6 separate regions of the Homo sapiens genome follow, and all the other regions are linked to region 6. Evidence: chromatin contacts called from ENCODE Hi-C or POLR2A ChIA-PET data. All regions are on one chromosome and are shown on one strand. The core of a region is the stretch at or near the end of the contact, and the rest is flanking DNA. Distances in the headings are between cores, read along the strand shown. Region 1 holds the start of PSMD11 (proteasome 26S subunit, non-ATPase 11). Region 2 holds the start of EVI2B (ecotropic viral integration site 2B). Region 3 overlaps NF1 (neurofibromin 1). Region 4 overlaps ADAP2 (ArfGAP with dual PH domains 2). Region 5 overlaps NF1 (neurofibromin 1). Region 6 holds the start of UTP6 (UTP6 small subunit processome component).

Region 1 (2,891 bases), core at 360-2,859, 540 kb before region 6:
TCAGGGAACTCTCCCCTAGAATAGTGGGCCAACAGGAAATACTCTAATTGTAATATTTGACGTAATTTCTACTTTATGAAAGAAAAAATATTAGACACTAGACACAGACTATTAAAATTCATGCTCCTCACATTAGTTCTAAATAATAGTGTGTACTCAGAATAAAATATCCATGTAACGGTGATTGAGATGACTCTGGTTCCGTAGAAGTAACTGACCTAAGATCAGAACTTTTAAAATGAAACACCTTTTACCAATATCATTCAAAGATACACCTTGACGCCCACTTCCTCTCCTTCTCTAGTATCCCCAATGATAAAGTATCAAGATCTTGTCATTGTCCTTTCTCCGTGCAGGTCTGGAATACCAAAATTCAACACACTAAGTCAAATGCCAACATCTTGCAAGTCCCACATACAGGTGCATTCTCATACTACTTGTTGAGCCAATTCAGATCTTCCCAAACTACACTACAAAGATGCCATTACATGTGCAGTGAAGAGCTAGTCCAAGCCCTAATTGAATCCTTTATGAGTGAACATTAACGTCTTCTTCTGTCGTAATAAATTTCTGTTCACACTTGAATCCCAACAGAAAGCTGCCGGAAGCGACTGGCTGGGATTCCCATTTCAGTTTTCCTGTTGTGTGTAGGTGTAAGACCATCGTTATTACAGCGTTAAGAAATTTTAATTTTTCCGGCAACATGCAGCCGACCCGTTCCAAAGAATTCCCTGAACTCCGCGGCTGACAACTAACTCCCTTAACTCACTTCCAACCCCTACAGGCAGTCTGGAAAGATTAGTCACCTCCTCTAGCCAGGCGGTCCCGCTCCAACACCTCACTCTTACACCCTACACAGAGCAGATGAGCGTCTCGGCCACCTCCACAAACCAAATGCCAATCTGAGGTGTGTGTCACCCCTGAATTTCCCACATTCTGAAAGAGACCCTCCTCTTAGTGGAGCTTTCTGCCGTGGGGCTGAGGAGTAGCAGCTCCCAGCGTCCCGTGGAAGGAAACTCCCAGAGAAGAGCAAGCGCTCGCGCTCCCACCCGGAGCAGGCTGTGCTGATTACAACGGCGGGAAATGCCTGTCCAGAGCTGGTTTCGCCAAGGCCTTTCAAGTAGAGACTCTAGGACCAGTCCGTGACAAGCACGCCGGCCGGCACTGCTCCGGGTCCCAGACCAGCTCGTGCGGGCCAGAGCCGGGGACATGGCTAGGGAGGGATCCCCGGGGGCCCGGCTCGGCCCACTCTCCCACCCTACGCTGAGCCCCCCGTGAGTCAGCAGCCGGCGAGGGGACCCGGGGATTGCCTCAAGCCCTCCCACAAGAGTGAGACCTGGGAGGCTCTGGGGAGCTCCGAGCGGCCTGCGCCCCCGGCCCGGCCCCCCTCACACAGTGAGTCAGCAGCATCAGAGCCGGCTAGCCGGGCCCCTCTCCGCTGCCGCCGACCGACATAAGCCGAGCTGGGCCGGCGGGGCCGGGGAGGCGGCGCGGCGACCTTTACCGATGGAGTGGAGGATGTCGATGGAGGCCTCCCGGTCGGTGCTGAGTAGAGACTGGGCTCTCTGGAACTCCACCACCGCCGCCGCCGCCATCTTACCGCTCTCACACCGTCCCCGGCCGCGGCCGCCGACGCCGGAAACACACACCCGGAAAGCCCGCCCTCGGGTCCCTCCGCCTGTAGCTCCCGTGGCTCCGTTCCCAGAGCACTCCGGGAGTTGTAGTCTCTCCGCCGGGCGCGGGCTGAGGGGTGGGGAGAGCGGGACCGCCTCGCAGGTGGGCTGCAAGCTCCCCAGCGCCTCCTAGCGGGCGGCCGGCGAGGAAAAGAGGCGGTGCCCCGCAGTGGGAGCTCTAGATCGGTCCCCGCCCACCCCAAAAGAGGCTTCTTGATTCCGGCCCCGCTCGCGCACCCCTGAGAGGGGTTCCTGAGTACTGGGCTAGGTATTGAGTCAAAGCTGCGTGGCTTTCTTTGCGGCTTCCACGATTTAACCATTCATTCGGGACGATAAGTGACCTTATAAAGTGCTCGCTATGTGGCAAAGAATAGCACCATTCGAATGCGTTCCAGTGTCTGACGCCTGTGCGCCGCACACACGCTTTCCAGGCTTGACTCCCGCAGAACGCTGGCCGGCAGGTGGGCAAACCCGCCAGGACCGGAGAAAACTGTCCTCACGCGCCCATTTAACCTTGGGACAGTGCTGGACGTGATGAAGTGAAACATCACCTTTGCTCCATTCACGCCACAAATACCTCTTGGGAATCCACAGAAGCCTCACCCAGCTCCCCAGCTCAAAGAAAAAAAAAAAAAAAGGAAGGAAGGAAGGGAGGGAGGGAGGGACGGAGGAAGGAAAAAATTGAATTATTCTTCCCAATATCTTCAGCCCCTTCAACTAAAGTCACAGATATCAGTGAAGACGTCGTGTGGACGGAAAAATGACATTCTATGAGACCACTTAGGGTTAAACTTAAGAAAGGTGCTAAAAGGATACAAAGACAATTCAGTATTAAGGAAGACCTTTCTCTAGGTGATGACGATCCAAAAATGGAATGTGCTGTCCCATAAAAGGAGGCAAAAAGGGGACTAACATTGCACACCCTCCTCTGTAAGTGGATTAGGCCATTTATATTCCTCTATCTCCTTTTATTCTCCCAACAATGTTCTGTAAAGCAGATATTTACTCCCCTTTAATATGTGAGGAAACAGGGGTTTGAGTTATTTGGTGAAGCTCAAATCGTGATTGGGAGAGATAAGAGCTGCCGGTTAGGGAATGCCTTCCTAATTCCTGGGTGTGTTCACGTGAAAAGTAGTTGACATCTCATCAGGTTGTTGTAAACAGGATTCATGACTTTGATGGAGAGTTGGATTAAATGGCTTCTAGCAAGGCGCGGTG
Region 2 (2,881 bases), core at 191-2,690, 590 kb after region 6:
CAGTCACGCAACGTGAAATAATCACATCATGGAGAATGGGGTATCCATCCCTTCAAGCACTTATCCTTTGTGTTACAAAGGATCCAATTACACTTTTAGTTATTTTAAAATGTATAATTATGGTATTAATGACAGTCACTCTGTTGTGCTATCAAATAGGTCTTATTCATTCTTTCTATTGTTTTTTGTACCTATTAACTGGTAACACCATCTCCCCAACCCCTCATTACCCTTTAGTAACAAGTTAACTTTAGTTAACTTCTTATTTAAAAAATGATCCCCAATTTATTTTATTTTCCACTGAGAAGTAACTACTTTGTGGGTAATCAAATAAATAGTTGAGAACTTGAACTCAAAAGTCACTAGTAAAATATTTGGTCAAAATAATTTAATTACAAATATACAAATGGCAAACAGGCATACGAAAGGGTACTCAGCACCACTGATGAGAGAAATGCAAATCAAAACTACAATGATACCTCATCTCACCCCAGTTAAAATGGCTTATACTCAAAAGACAGGCAATAACAAGTGCTGGGAAGGGTGTGGAGAAAATGGAACTCTCGTACGCTGTTAGTGGGAATGTAAATCAGTAAAACCACTATGGAGAACAGTTTGGTGGTTCCTCAAAAAACTAAAAATAGAGCTATCATATGATCCAGCAATCCCACTGCTAGGTATATACCCAACAGAAAGGAAAACTGTACAAAGAGACATCTGCACTCCCACTTTTGTTGTAACACTATTCACAACAGCCAAGATTTGGAAGCAACCTAAGTGTCTATAAACAGATGAATGGATAAAGAAAATATGGTACATATACACAATGGAGTATTATTCAGCCATAAAAAAGAATGAGATCCTGTCATTTGCAAAATAATGTAATTATACTTTTACCCTGGACTTTTTATATTATGAGGAAATAACATTACATTTATTGGTTACCTGCAGTTGGTGAGGCATTTATACATGTTATATTATGCTATCTTATTTAATCCTCACAATAACCCAATAAAATATTCCTTTAGAGGAGGAAACGGTGACTCAGAAGTGCAGAGTCTTGCCTAAGGTCATACAAGTAAACAGAACACATCACTCACTTCTTATGAGAAGAAATCTCACTGTAAGTGATAACCCAACTGGCAGCTTTTCTTCTTAGAACATGTAATTTTCTCTTCGGGACTCCATCCTAAATATTTAATTTACATAATCATATTACTAGAGTATCTCAAATATTTATTTACATAATTAAAAGCACTCAAATCATAGGGCTCCAAAATGTATTTCAAAATAAGTTCTGTTAAAGTAATATATTTCTTAGTCACTTTGTGGTTTATTGCACTTCCGGAACCAGCTATTGATAAACTTCCTCTTTTTCTACAGAAACTATTTCAGTTTGCTAGAGGAACATTTTAAATCTGAATTGAACCACCCATTTTCCTTTCTTAGCCAAATCACCAAAATGTCCAGTTAGAACAAGAATTTAGCATTCTGCAAAAGAAGTTAACAGCTGAGGTAAGAAAATTTTCACACAATTTGGTTTGATCTTGCTTTATATAAAATTTATTTTAAAAACTGTCATTAGTGTTTTAAACTTAAACTCTGATAGTCTAAAGATGTCTATAACAGGTTTTTGTGGTTTTGTTGCATAGAATTAAAAAATACTCAGTTCAGCTTGCCTTAGAAAAATATTTTCACCTAGGTTTGTATAAGACCTTTTAAGTTTATTTAATCTCACACACACACACACACACACACACACACACACACATATTTTTTTTTTTTTTTGAGATAGAGTCTTGCTCTGTCTCCCAGGCTGGAGTGCAGTGGCACGATCTCAGCTCACTGCAACCTCCACCTCCTGGGTTCAAGCAATTCTCCTGCTTCAGCCTCTCAAGTAGCTCGGATTACAGGCGCCCACCACCACGCCTGGCTAATTTTTTTGTATTTTTAGTAGAGATGGGGTTTCACTATGTTGCCCAGGCTGGTCTCCTACTCCTGACCTTGGGTGATCCGCTTACCTCCGCCTCCCAAAGTGCTGGGATTACAGGAGTGAGCCACCGCTCCCAGCCACAATCATATTTGTTAACCTTAGTTTTAGAATTAAAAAGAAACTATAGCCATGGCAGATAAAGCTAAGGGTTAGAAATAGAACTAGATTCCACAGGCTATGACTGAATTTATAACCTCCAAAATATTAATTGTTAAAAGTTCTAATGTACTTTTTATAGAATTTTCCTGTACATAATATAATGCATAAATTAAAATTTTTGTATCCCCTTTAGTTTGCATAGTAAGAATGGTCACTTTCACTTAATTTAGAAAGAAAAAGAAATCAGATGTGGTATTTGACTATTATTATTATACATGCTTTATTTTTTACATATAGATTTTATATTTAATAATGATGACATGAAAACATTATGGCTCATTTTAAAAGCTTACTAAGCCAAAAATGTTAGTCAATAATCAAACATGCATGCGTATATTAATATCATCTACGTGTTTATGTCACATTATCTGAGACTTTAGAACATAGTATAAGATAGAAGAAACCTATAGAATAAACAATAGAAAATTGTTAATATGCATAAAAGATGCTTGCTGTGGGTAAAATGGGCAAATAAAAACTGCAAAGAGTATTTTACATAGACTTGTAATTTCAGGGAATAATATGTTCATAGTGGGTGATATCCCATTTCAACACTTAATAAATATTCATGACTTTCTCTTAGAAGGATTTCTTCTAAGTAATTACTGTGGAAGTCAGAAAATAAAGATATTTATCTCTTTTTCAGATTAGGCTTGTCTATATATTTTTCTACTTCTAATATTTAGTTTATTTCATTATGCATAAAGTCATAAAATTATATTAAATTTT
Region 3 (2,783 bases), core at 47-2,546, 770 kb after region 6:
GGCCAGCCACAGTGGCTCACGCCTGTAATCCTAGCACTTTTGGAAGCCAAGAAAGAAGATCATTTGAGCCCATGAGTTCAAGACCAGCCTGGGCAACAAGGTGAGACCCCGTCTCTACAAAAAAAATTTAAAAATTAGCTAGGGATGGTGACATGTGCCTGTAGTCCCAGCTACTTGAGAGGCTAAGGTGGGAGGACTGCTTGAGCCCAGGAGGTTAAGGCTGCAGTGAACAGTGATCACACCACTGCACTCCAGTCTGGATGACAGAGTAAGACCCTGTCTCAAAAAAATAAAAACGAAATACACAAACAGAAAAAAAAACATGAAAAAATAAAGAAATAAACATTAGGGGTGAAATATTAGACACAACTTCAGTTAACACAGAGATTAAATAGATTATATAAACTCCCCAATTGATTTTATAAGGCTAGAATCACCTTGATATGAAATCCAGACAACAGCTATATAAGAAAATTACAAACCAATCTTACTCATAGATACAAACATCCTAAACAAAATATCAGCAAGTTTACACCAACAACTGATTTGTTAAATTTATACATTTCAATAAGAACAGCCCACAGAATGTAACATCAATGTAATTATTAGAAATCATGAAAAGCCACAGGGAGGGGGCTCCAAGATGGCCAACTAGCTGCAGCCAGTAGGAACATCTCCCAGAGGATCAGGATGACTGGCACACTCTTAGCAGATCTTCAGAGGGAAAGCACTGAGTGCTGACAGAGGGAAGACACAGATGCTGAACTGACGAGGGAAGAAGTAAGGAACCCTGCACAGGGCTACCACGCACCGGGACTTTTTCCTGGCCCCCAGTGACTCCTGAAGAGGCAGTTGAGTTGAACAGGGAAGCAGCAACCCACTCTCACCAGGGGACTCTGGAATCCCTGCAGAAGGAGACTCCTCCACCACAAGGAGACCCCTCAACCACCAAGGACACTTGAGCTGGCAGGGAAAGCTGCTTAGAGAAGTGGTAGGGGCAGAACTCCAGCCAGGGCAGAGCTCAGAGGTTTTGGTGCTGGAGCATCTGTAGTGCAACAGGGCCAGGAGTGCCCATCCCCCAAGGCTCGACTTGCTCCCATAGGAGACTTTAGCCCTAGAGGAACTGCCAGACCTGAACTCTGCAGGGCAGTCTTGCCCATAAGGTGGGGGTGGTGTGACCTGAGTACCCTCAGTCTGCTGGTCTCTCATGGGGCTCCAGCCTGGCCAGGATGCTTGCAGTACTGCCGGGGGGGGCCACATACCAGCTCCTGCACTGACAAGGTGCTGACAGGCAGAGTGCTCCAACCACAGTGATCCCTGTGGAAAAGCACGAGCCTGCCAATACCCTCCTCCCACCGAAGGCTGCTCCATGCTGCTTTGCCTGCAGGCACTCGCCCATGGCCACCCTCCAAATGCTTTGCCCACACGTGTGCACAGGTGTACCTTGTTTTCCCTTCCCCGCCAGCACACATGCGTGCAAGCACCCTCCCATGCCACTGCAGCCAGCGTGAGTACACCCTGCCTATCCCTCCATGGCCATTGTCAAGGGAGCACTGGCAGGTACAGAGCCCACCAGTGCCATCCCCACCAGCACTGAGCCCCTGCACCAACATGAAACTAGGCAGAGAAAACAGAGGACCCACCCCCACCCCTTACCGGCCACTGAAGCCAGCATGAACGTGCACAGAGGGCACACCCAGTCCTGCACCCACCAGCACCCTGCCCCTGTGCTAACACCACCACCAGTGCATGTGTACCAGCAGCCCCCCGCCCTGGCCTTACTGCCACTGTTGCTGCCAATGCCCACATGGAGGCCAGCACCCTGTGGCCTTGCTGCCACTGCTACTGGCACATGCGAACAAGAATTGATTCCACTGCCACCCCCTACACTTTGGCTGGCACAACCCACGGGAGTATTGTGACCAGAGGTCCAGGAGCACCTCGGCCCCTCCAGTGCAGCAGGTTCCTAACCTTAAAGAACCAGAGAACAAAGCTGGGGCCCAATGCCAGTCCCCCAGAGTTGGAGGACCCATGTACTCCGGGAGTCCTGAGATGAGCCCTGGCCCCTCCAGTAATGAAGCCAGTTAACTGAACCTACCTTGTACCACAAACATCCAAGGTCATCATATAGGATAAAAAAAAAAAAACAAAAAAAAACAGCGACTTCAAAGACTGAAGGAACATCAGCCCACAAAGATGACAAAGCACCAACACAAGAACTCTGATGACTCAAAAAGCCAGAGCATCTTCTTTCCTCTAAAACAAACGACTGCACTAGCTCTCCGGCAAGGGTTCTGAACTGGACTGAGATGGTTGAAATGACAGAAACAGAATTCAGAATATGGATAGGAATGAAAATCATTGAGATTCAGGAGAATGTTGAAACCCAATGTAAGGAAGCTACCCACAATAAAACGATACAGAGCTGACAGACAAAATAGCCAGTATAGAAAAGAATATAAACGACCTCATACAGCTAAAAAACACTCTATAAGAATTTCATGGCCGGGCGCAGTGGCTCACACCTGTAATCTCAACATTTTGGGAGGCCAAGACAGGCGAATCATGAGGTCAGGGGTTCAAGACCAGCCTGGTCAACATGGTGAAACCCCGTCTCTACGAAAAATACAAAAAATCAGATGGGTGTAGTGGCAGGCACCTGCAATCCCAGCAACTCAGGAGGCTGAGGCAGGAGAATCGCTTGAACCCAGGAAGCAGAGGTTGCAGTGAGCTGAGATCGTGTCACTACTCTGTCTCAAAAAAAAAAAAAAAAAAAATTTCAT
Region 4 (2,805 bases), core at 65-2,564, 960 kb after region 6:
TTTTGTGAGAGTTTCAATGGGAAGTGATTATGCATCATCTTACAGTCCAAATTCGGCTCCTTCTAACTTCTTTTTGTTTTCTAATCTTAAAAAATCTGTAAAGGAGGCCGGGCATGGTGGCTCACGCCTGTAATCCCAGCACTTTCAGAGACCAAGGCGGGCGAATCACTTGAGGTCAGGAGTTCGAGACCAGCCTGGCCAACATGGTGAAACCCCGTCTCTACTAAAAATACAAAAATTAGCCCAGCATGGTGGCCAACGCCTGTAATCCCAGCTCCTGGGGAGGCTGAGGCAGGACAATCACTTGAACCTGGGAGGCGAAGGTTGCAGTGAGCCGAGATCGTGCCACTGTACTCCAGCCTGGGCGATGAAGCGAGACTCCATCTCGAAAAAAAAAAAATCTGTAAAGGGTACCCATCTTTCTTCAGTTAATAGTGTAAAAAAAAAGGCCAGGCGTGGTGACTTATGTCTGTTATCCTAGCACTTTGGGAGACTGAGGCTGGTAGATCGGTTGAGTTCAGGAGTTCAAGACCAACCTGGGCAACATGATGAAATCCTGTCGTTGCCAAAAAATACAAAAATTAGCCAGGCATGGTGGTGTGTGCCTGAAGTCTCAGCTACTCGGGAGGCTGAGGTGGAAGGAGCGCTTGAGCCTGGGAGGTTGTGGCTGCAGTGAGCTAGAATTGCACCACTGTACTCCAGCCTTGGTGAAAGAGCAAGACCCTGTCTCAGAAAACAGCATAAAAAAACAAAATGTAAAAAAGACTGCATTGGCATGGTTAAATTCCCAGGACCCTCAATTGCTAGGGGATGGACTAAATGGCTGGTGTCATCACTTATAAAAGTGTCTTGACCTTGATGGAGCTTATGTTGAGAAATAAAGTTTATATCTTTAATTTTAATCTCATTTGTCCAATACCTTTTTTTTTTTTTTTTTTGGAAATGGAATTTTGCTCTTTCGCCCAGGCTGGAGTGCAGTGGCGCCATCTCGGCTCACTGCAAGCTCCGCCTCCCAGGTTCGGGCCATTCTCCTGCCTCAGCCTCCTGAGTATCTGCGACTACAGGCGCCTGCCACCACGCCCAGCTAAGTTTTTGTATTTTTAGTAGAGACGGGATTTCACCGTGTTAGCCAAGATGGTCTCAATCTCCTGACCTCGTGATCTGCCTGCCTCGGCCTCCCAAAGTGCTGGGATTTCAGGTGTGAGCCTCCGAGCCTGGCCTCCAAGAACTTTTTGAAGTGCTTTGTATAGAGCTTGGGGCTTTTTTTTTTTTTTTTCAGTTTCACTTTCTTTATACTTCATTTCCTTTTTTGTATTACCCAAAAGTTTTACCTAAAAATTAGTTACCTTTATGATTTTAAAATATCCACTTTGGGAAATAAATAAAAAAGAACATAGGGAGCCCATTCTATTTTTGGACTATTCTAGACTGAACTGGCGTAGGACTGAAAAACAGATCAACTTTTTTCAACCAATGATGAGGCCCTGTCCGAGAGACCAACTCGCAGCAGCTGCTGGGGTTTGGTGACCTTTCCTAACTGCAGTAGCGCTTTCTCTTCCGGCCTTTTGTACCATTTCAGCAAAAATGTTGAAAAAGCCACATTTTTCAGTGCTTTACATTGAAGACTGGGAAAAAATTCTTCCTCTAACTTGGAGGGTAAAGATTCTTCATCCCTTAACACTTTTTACTTGGTCCCAGACTGTGGCCACATTGGACAGACCTTTTATATTATTATTTATACAAATTTATGGGGTACATGTGAAATTTCGCTACATGTATATAATGTGTAGTGATCAAGCCAGGATATTTAGGGTGTTGGTCACCAGAGTATTTTTGTTAAGCATAGTTACCCCACTCTGGTATCAAATATTGAATTTATTCCTTGCATCTTACAATGTTTGTACCCTTTAACCCACTTCTCTTCATCCTCCCTTCTCCTCCCCATAGACAGACCTTTTAGCATTGCTCTGGTCTGCCTAGAAAAGCAACAGGGGGAATATATAATAATTCTACATATAGGAAATAGAGTAAGGTGAAGGCTAAAGTGCTCAGAGCTTATCCTTCTCTTACTTTGTTGGCCACAATTTCACATTCTCTTTGCTGAAAACTTCTTATCTTTCTGTCCTTTAAATACTGGAATGCCCCAGGGCTCAATGGGGTAGATGGTCTCCAAAGATGGCGCTCACCCAGTCTTTCCCTCCCAGTGTATACGTGACCCTCTATCCATGAAGAGGTTGAATCTATTTCCCCTCCCCTTGAATCAGGGCTTGTTGCATGACTTGCTTTGACCAACAGAATGCAGCTCCTGGTTAGCCTTCCAGAGGTCTGGTAGCATTTGCTTTTGTTTAGGGAAGTCAGCAGCCAAGCCACAAGAAAGCTTAAGCTAGACTCCTGAATGAGAAAGACAGAGCCCCCATATAGAGTACACCAAGGCACCAGACATGAGTGAAAGCTTCTTTGGGTCTCTGGCCAGCTAAGGGCAGCAGAGTAGCCCAGCTGATGCCACATGGAGTACACCAGAACAGCCGAGGCCTCCTCAAATTCCTGACCCATAGGATTGTGAGAAATAGTAAATTGATATTTTAAGCCATTAAGTTTTAGGATGGTTTGTTACTCAGCAACACATAACCAAAATACTCAGTCCTTGAACACCTTTTTCCTGCTTAGGTGATCCTAGCCAGTCCCATTACTAAACCAGTCTACATGCTGACGACTCCAGTTCCAAACTCTCTCCAAGCCTCCAAATCAGACATCCAACTTCTGCCACTTGGGTTTAGAATTCAGGAAACATACATCCAACTTCTT
Region 5 (2,722 bases), core at 220-2,719, 650 kb after region 6:
ACCACATGAAGAAATTCTACTACAATCTCCTAGACCATGTAATCATGTAGTCAGTCCCCATTCACTTTTAACCAGCTAAAGTCAAAGCCTCTGTCATTTTAGAAACCCACTTGCTCTCTGAAACCAGTTACTACTAGGCCAACCAAGAAGCTGACCCAGACTATTTTTAATATGTGCTATTTCCTGTCTGCCTAGTTTCATCAATAGAACAATTACTAAATAAAATTTAAAGAGAAACCTGAATACAGCCCAAACTTGAGAAGATATTCACTGTATTAAGTTTCATATTATAACTAAACTACCCTTTAGACTCAGACTTAACTAGTTGAAAAAACTATACAGGATTTTCCTAAGTTTCCTTGAGCCTTTTTGTAAAGGCAGAAAAGTCATGATAAATTAAGAGAGACAAGGTTAAGTATGTTTTATCATCTATGTATACCGTGAAAAGCTTTTTTACAGATAGAACAGATACATCTTTAAAAATAGCAATGGTGAAAAAATTCACATAGAGCAGCCTCAAACAGCTTTTAAAATGGTGATTTCAATGATGCTGTTAACGTCTCTAAGCAACTGAAGCCGTGTGCTAAAAAAGCAAATGGCTGCGATGACTCTGCAAAGAGAGAGACACAAAGACATGGGTTTTGATAACTGTGTATTTCCCTTATATCCACCCCTATCCCAAATTCCAGACCCACTAATGTTTCTTCCAGAATCACAGTTTCCAAAAGGCTAATATGCATTTGCAGGACCTCCCTTGGAATAAATAATTCCTAAAACTGCAATGTGCAATTCAAAAACACAGTAGAAGACATAAAAGAACATAGACCGAATTCCCTAAAAAAGAAGGCCATGACTATGGCTATTTTCTGAGTTCAGACGCATTACTTGCAGTGCTAGTGTTAGAAGGTCTAATAATTTGGTCTGAATGATGATGCAGTATCTCTTTTAAGAAATATGCTACATAAAGTAAACAGAACAATCAGTCTATCCTGGGAAAACCTGACACAAACTAATTATACATTAATGAAGAAACCAAAATCACAGATGATCAAGCAATTCACAATGCAAAAAGCAAGGAGGAGACCCGCCTCAACTGTGAAACACCCTGTAAATAATTTAGGTTAATAGATGACAACAACAAAAATCCATAATATGTTCATTTCAGCCACATCCATCATACCCAATGGATTCACTGCATTTTAAACTTGCTCCCAATGCAAGTAAAATTTAGTATTTTAAAGTATTCTCTTACTTCAAACTGTTGCCTAAGTAATATTTAAGTTTTTTTCAAAGACAATTCCAACAATTCTCAATGTATTATTCATCCAAACTGACTCAGTATTATAGTTAACCACACACCATCAGCAGCTAGATCCTTCTTTGATAAAGCATTCTTCATAATTTAACTTTAGATTAATAATGGTAATCTCTAACTGTAAGCATACCTGGTATAAACAGTGGCACACACTTCGAAGTTGAGGGGGGAATTCTGAGGAGGAACTGATGATGGCATGGAAGAACTTTTCAGTCATCTGAAGGAGGTTCCGCTGGTTTTCCTCAAGGCTCTCTGATGGTTCTAACCTACAAAAAAATAAAAATAAAATCCTAACACTTTTGTTTAAAACAAATAACAAAAATCACTCCTTAAAAGAGACTCTTATACAGACATTAAGCCAAGTGCAACGTGTAGACTTCATTGGAATCTTTAAACAACCAACTATAAAAAAAAAAAAGACAACTTTGACAGGGCTGGATGGCTTACGCCTGCAATCCCAGTACTTTGGGAGGCCAAGGCTGACAGATCATTTGAGGTCAGGAGTTCAAGACCAGCCTGGCCAACATGGTGAAACCCCATCTCTACTAAAAATACAAAAATTAGTCAGGTGCCTGTAATCCCAGCTACTCAGGAGGCTGAGGCAGGAGAATCACTTGAACCTGGGAGGTGGAGGCTGCAGTGAGCCAAGACTGCACCACTGCACTCCAGCTTGGATGAAAGGGCAAGACTGAATCTCAAAAATAAAAATAAAAAAAAAGACAACTTTGAGATAACTGAAAAAAATTTAACAGAAAACTAGTCTTAGATATATTATTCAGGATTATTAACTTTAATTTGTGTGGAAATACTCAGGCTGCACATGCACGTGTATGTGTGTTTAAGTCTGTATATGTTAGAAACATGATCTCTGAGATATGCTTTAAAATACCCAAGCAACAAAAGGGGGAGAGAGGGGACAGATAAAACAAGAATATCATGTATTTTTCCAATTCACAATCCTCTATGTGTATATGCCCATATGAAAAAATTAACACACACATATGAATGATGCAGGTGTTTTTTTTTTTTGGTGGGGGGTGGGGGCGGGGGATGGAGTTTCACTCTCGTTGCCCAGGCTGGAGTGTGATGGCGCAATCTCAGTTCACTGCAACCTCCGCCTCCCGGGTTCAAGTGATTCTCCTGCCTCAGCCTCCCAAGTAGTTAGGATTACAGGCATGGGCCACCACGCCCGGCTAATTTTATATTTTTAGTAGAGACAGGGTTTCACCATGTTGGTCAGGCTGGTCTCAAACTCCCGACTTCAAGTGACCCACCTGCCTCGGCCTCCTAAAGTGCTGGGATTACAGGCATAAGCCACCACGCCCGGCTGAATGATGTAGGTCTTTACTTTTTTCATCAATAGTAACAAAAGGCAACTTTCATCTTTCACTCTACATTATGTTTCTG
Region 6 (2,700 bases), core at 104-2,603:
GTGTCATCTCCACTCTTACTGTTAACACAGCCCCAGAGATTTTACTTTTACAAATAAATTCTATCTTTGTCTTACATTCGTGATTTCCTTCCACTTCTGACATGTCTTACAGCTGAAGGATTCAAGAAATGGTGTAGCACAAGCCAACCCTCGTCTCAGTTCTGAGATGAGTGGGTAAAATGTGAAAGGAAAGAAAGAAATGCAAGGCACAGAGGTGGAACATGGTTTTGCTGAGCCCATTCTCCTTTCATAAATCACACACAGGATCCAGGTGCTAATGTGAATGTTGAAATAAGCAGATTTAGCAAGAACTGCTGCTTTGGCTTTTTTATATCCAGAACTAAAAAAGAACTGAACCATGTAGTTATCATTTGAGGTTTACTAACTATACCAGCAATATTGCCTCCAAGCTGTGTTGCCTGGTGTTTCTCTTAGAAATGCTAAGTTGCTTGGGCAATGGTTTAAGGAGGGTGTCTATACCTTAGTGATTTATTTTGGTAATTCTCAAACTTTTCAATACAAAAATCTCCTTTTCTAAAAAGAATTTATAGTGTCTGATATTCACCTAGGGACATATATTTTGAAAGCTATTGCTTACAAAGACAGGATATTGATTTAAATAATAAACAATTCTATTTTATTTATTTATTTATTTAGAGACGGAGTTTCACTCTTGTTGCCCAAGCTGGAGTGCAATGGCGCGATCTCGGCCTCCCAGGTTCAAGCGATTCTCCTGCCTCAGCCTCCCGAGTAGCTGGGATTACAGGCGCGTGCCAGCACGCCCAGTTAATTTTTTTGCATTTTTAGTAGAAACGGGGTTTCATCATGTTAGCCAGGATGGTCTCGAACTCCTGACTTCAGGTGATCTGCCCGCCTCGGCCTCCTAAACTGCTGGGATTACAGGCATGAGCCACCGCGACCGGCTTTCAAAAATGTTTAATTGTACAATATCCTCCTCCTTTGCTTTTTTTTTTGTTGTTGTTCTTGGTGTTGGGAAGTCAGGACGTGGGATGGGAGACAATATTCTGAAGAAAATGCATCTCGTGTCCCTTTCAGGCTTGAGCAGCCCACCTCTCTACACCTGGAGGCGCTTTTCCTGATGGCTGTCCAAGTCTAGCGGCGCGCGCACTTAACCCCTCCCTCCCGTCTAGCCCCGCCCCTCAACTCCTGTCCGCTAGAGTCGTCCTGCCCAAGACCAGGGCGGGTTCTCGCTGCAATCCCACAATCGGCCACAGGGAGGGGACGGTGGCTGTAGAAGCCGAAGGGCCTTCCCCTAAGTAGGAGGTGGCGGAAGCGGAAAAGGCGGGACCTAGGGAGCACGTTACGTCCGGACGCGTCGGTGGTAGGGCTGGGTCTCCGAACCTGAAACCGGGAGCTTCCTGCTCGTGTTCGCTGTTGAGAAGCTACCCGCGGGGTTGTAGACCTCGGACCTCATGGCAGAGATAATTCAGGAACGCATAGAAGATCGGCTCCCGGAATTGGAACAGCTGGAGCGCATTGGACTGTTCAGTCATGCGGAGATTAAGTGAGAGAGGGTTGGGGAGAGGGAAGAGCTGAGGCGGCCTGAGGGGAGGTTGGGAGTGTGTGGCAGGGGCTAGATGTGGGGACGCTCGACCTGTGTTTACTTTTCCTAACGTGGTGGAAGCCCATTTCTCGTTTTCGGTGATGTCCAGAATTAATTTTTCATTCGTTGCAAGGTAATCCGTCCGTCTACTTACCCATCAGACGTTTTGACAGCCCTTCATGGAGCCGGGTCTTAGGGCTGTAAAGGTGATAAACCCAGGATTCCTGCTCATTAGGAGCTAATTGGGCAGAGTGTGGTGGGGGAGACAGACAAATTAAATATTTTGATAACAGTGTACTGTAAGTTGATTGTAGTACCTTGTACTGCTGTAGGGATGGGAACAGAGTGCTGTGAGAGCCCAGGGGGAGTGGATAAATTCCTAACTAGACTTGAAGGTGGGGACCATTGAAATCAGTTTCATATGCTACTCCAGAGCCTAACTACAGCGCCTGGCACATGGTAGACATTCAGTAGCGTGTTAAAATTATGTTTAATAGTTTTTAATGGTTTCTGTGACTGTTGCTTTGTTTTGCAACGTCTGAATGTAGTAATGTGACTCAGAGCTTCAAAGTAAGCATTCGTTAATGAAACACAAAACAAAGCAGTGTGGACGCTTAGAAAGTGCTCAGTTAAGGTTAATGTTACCATTACTAAAGACACCTGTCTTGCACATCTTGCATTAAATTCTCCTAATATATATTTGTCATATGTTCATTCCTTAGCTAAGGACTCTGAATCTTCTCCCGTAAGTCCTTCGTAGTAATAAGTCTTTTAAGGCAGACGCAATTTAGATTTTTAAAAAAATTTACATGTTGAGAACTCAGAAATAAGAGGAATTTCGGAAAGAAATTTATTATTAAAATTTAAGTGACCTGAACTTGGAGTAAAAGAAGTCTTTATTAATACCAGCCAGGCGCTGTGGCTCACGCCTGTAATCCCAGCACTTTGGGAGGCCGAGGTGGGTGGATCACGAGGTCAGGAGTTCGAGACCAGCCTGGCCAATATGGTGAAACCCCGTCTCTACTAAAAATACAAAAATTAGCTGAGCGTGGTGGTGAGCGCCTGTAGTCCCAGCTACTCGGGAGTCTGAGGCAGGAGAATCGCTTGAACTCGGGAGGCCGAGGTTGTAGTGAGCC

Evidence for each region. A loop is a pair of places that touch in the nucleus more often than their neighbours do. ChIA-PET counts read pairs that join two places held with the same protein, here RNA polymerase II (POLR2A). Pooled maps may share reads with other maps.
Region 1: a map of naive thymus-derived CD4-positive, alpha-beta T cell shows a loop between it and region 6 (19-fold over the local background). The contact joins the promoter of PSMD11 here to the promoter of UTP6 in region 6. A Hi-C loop is called at or near these places in 1 of 168 maps with a recorded cell type or tissue (naive thymus-derived CD4-positive, alpha-beta T cell) and 11 of 50 pooled maps.
Region 2: a map of GM12878 shows a loop between it and region 6 (4-fold over the local background). The contact joins the promoter of EVI2B here to the promoter of UTP6 in region 6. A Hi-C loop is called at or near these places in 2 of 168 maps with a recorded cell type or tissue (GM12878 and naive thymus-derived CD4-positive, alpha-beta T cell), 4 of 37 single-sample maps with no recorded cell type and 10 of 50 pooled maps. POLR2A ChIA-PET finds 5 or more read pairs at or near these places in 4 of 52 experiments (B cell, activated B cell, activated CD4-positive, alpha-beta memory T cell and 1 more).
Region 3: a map with no recorded cell type shows a loop between it and region 6 (2.1-fold over the local background). The contact joins the enhancer-like site here to the promoter of UTP6 in region 6. A Hi-C loop is called at or near these places in 1 of 37 single-sample maps with no recorded cell type. POLR2A ChIA-PET finds 5 or more read pairs at or near these places in 1 of 52 experiments (PC-9).
Region 4: a loop to region 6 is called in a pooled map, with 4 times the contacts of the local background. The contact joins the enhancer-like site here to the promoter of UTP6 in region 6. A Hi-C loop is called at or near these places in 1 of 50 pooled maps. POLR2A ChIA-PET finds 5 or more read pairs at or near these places in 4 of 52 experiments (H1, HEK293T, RWPE1 and 1 more).
Region 5: a loop to region 6 is called in a map with no recorded cell type, with 4 times the contacts of the local background. The contact joins the enhancer-like site here to the promoter of UTP6 in region 6. A Hi-C loop is called at or near these places in 1 of 37 single-sample maps with no recorded cell type and 2 of 50 pooled maps. POLR2A ChIA-PET finds 5 or more read pairs at or near these places in 2 of 52 experiments (GM10248 and HEK293).

The regions. Positions count from the first base shown.
Region 1 is chr17:32,443,228-32,446,118 of GRCh38, reverse strand. It overlaps PSMD11 (proteasome 26S subunit, non-ATPase 11), which reads right to left and starts at 1,609. Exons shown (of 14, transcript NM_002815.4): 1 at 1,505-1,609. The coding sequence starts at 1,595. RefSeq lists enhancers at 1,520-1,599, 1,213-1,828 and a silencer at 1,720-1,889.
Region 2 is chr17:31,312,613-31,315,493 of GRCh38, reverse strand. EVI2B (ecotropic viral integration site 2B) reads left to right here and starts at 1,440. Exons shown (of 2, transcript NM_006495.4): 1 at 1,440-1,515. All of the region lies in intron 36 of NF1 (neurofibromin 1), which reads right to left.
Region 3 is chr17:31,129,449-31,132,231 of GRCh38, reverse strand. All of the region lies in intron 1 of NF1 (neurofibromin 1), which reads right to left. Among named protein-coding and RNA genes, the nearest start is that of MIR4733HG, 35 kb to the right of the region's middle. Within about 2 kb of position 1,296, at least 2 of the 41 ENCODE cell types and tissues checked have a DNase peak (open chromatin) inside an H3K27ac peak, as active enhancers do.
Region 4 is chr17:30,937,905-30,940,709 of GRCh38, reverse strand. All of the region lies in intron 5 of ADAP2 (ArfGAP with dual PH domains 2), which reads right to left. Among named protein-coding and RNA genes, the nearest start is that of ADAP2, 17 kb to the right of the region's middle. RefSeq lists a silencer at 2,228-2,428. Within about 2 kb of position 1,314, at least 3 of the 41 ENCODE cell types and tissues checked have a DNase peak (open chromatin) inside an H3K27ac peak, as active enhancers do.
Region 5 is chr17:31,247,843-31,250,564 of GRCh38, reverse strand. NF1 (neurofibromin 1) reads right to left here. Exons shown (of 58, transcript NM_001042492.3): 30 at 1,446-1,581. Among named protein-coding and RNA genes, the nearest start is that of OMG, 48 kb to the left of the region's middle. Within about 2 kb of position 1,469, at least 5 of the 41 ENCODE cell types and tissues checked have a DNase peak (open chromatin) inside an H3K27ac peak, as active enhancers do.
Region 6 is chr17:31,900,361-31,903,060 of GRCh38, reverse strand. It overlaps UTP6 (UTP6 small subunit processome component), which reads left to right and starts at 1,353. Exons shown (of 19, transcript NM_018428.3): 1 at 1,353-1,525. The coding sequence starts at 1,434. RefSeq lists enhancers at 1,359-1,408, 1,094-1,685, 1,729-1,878.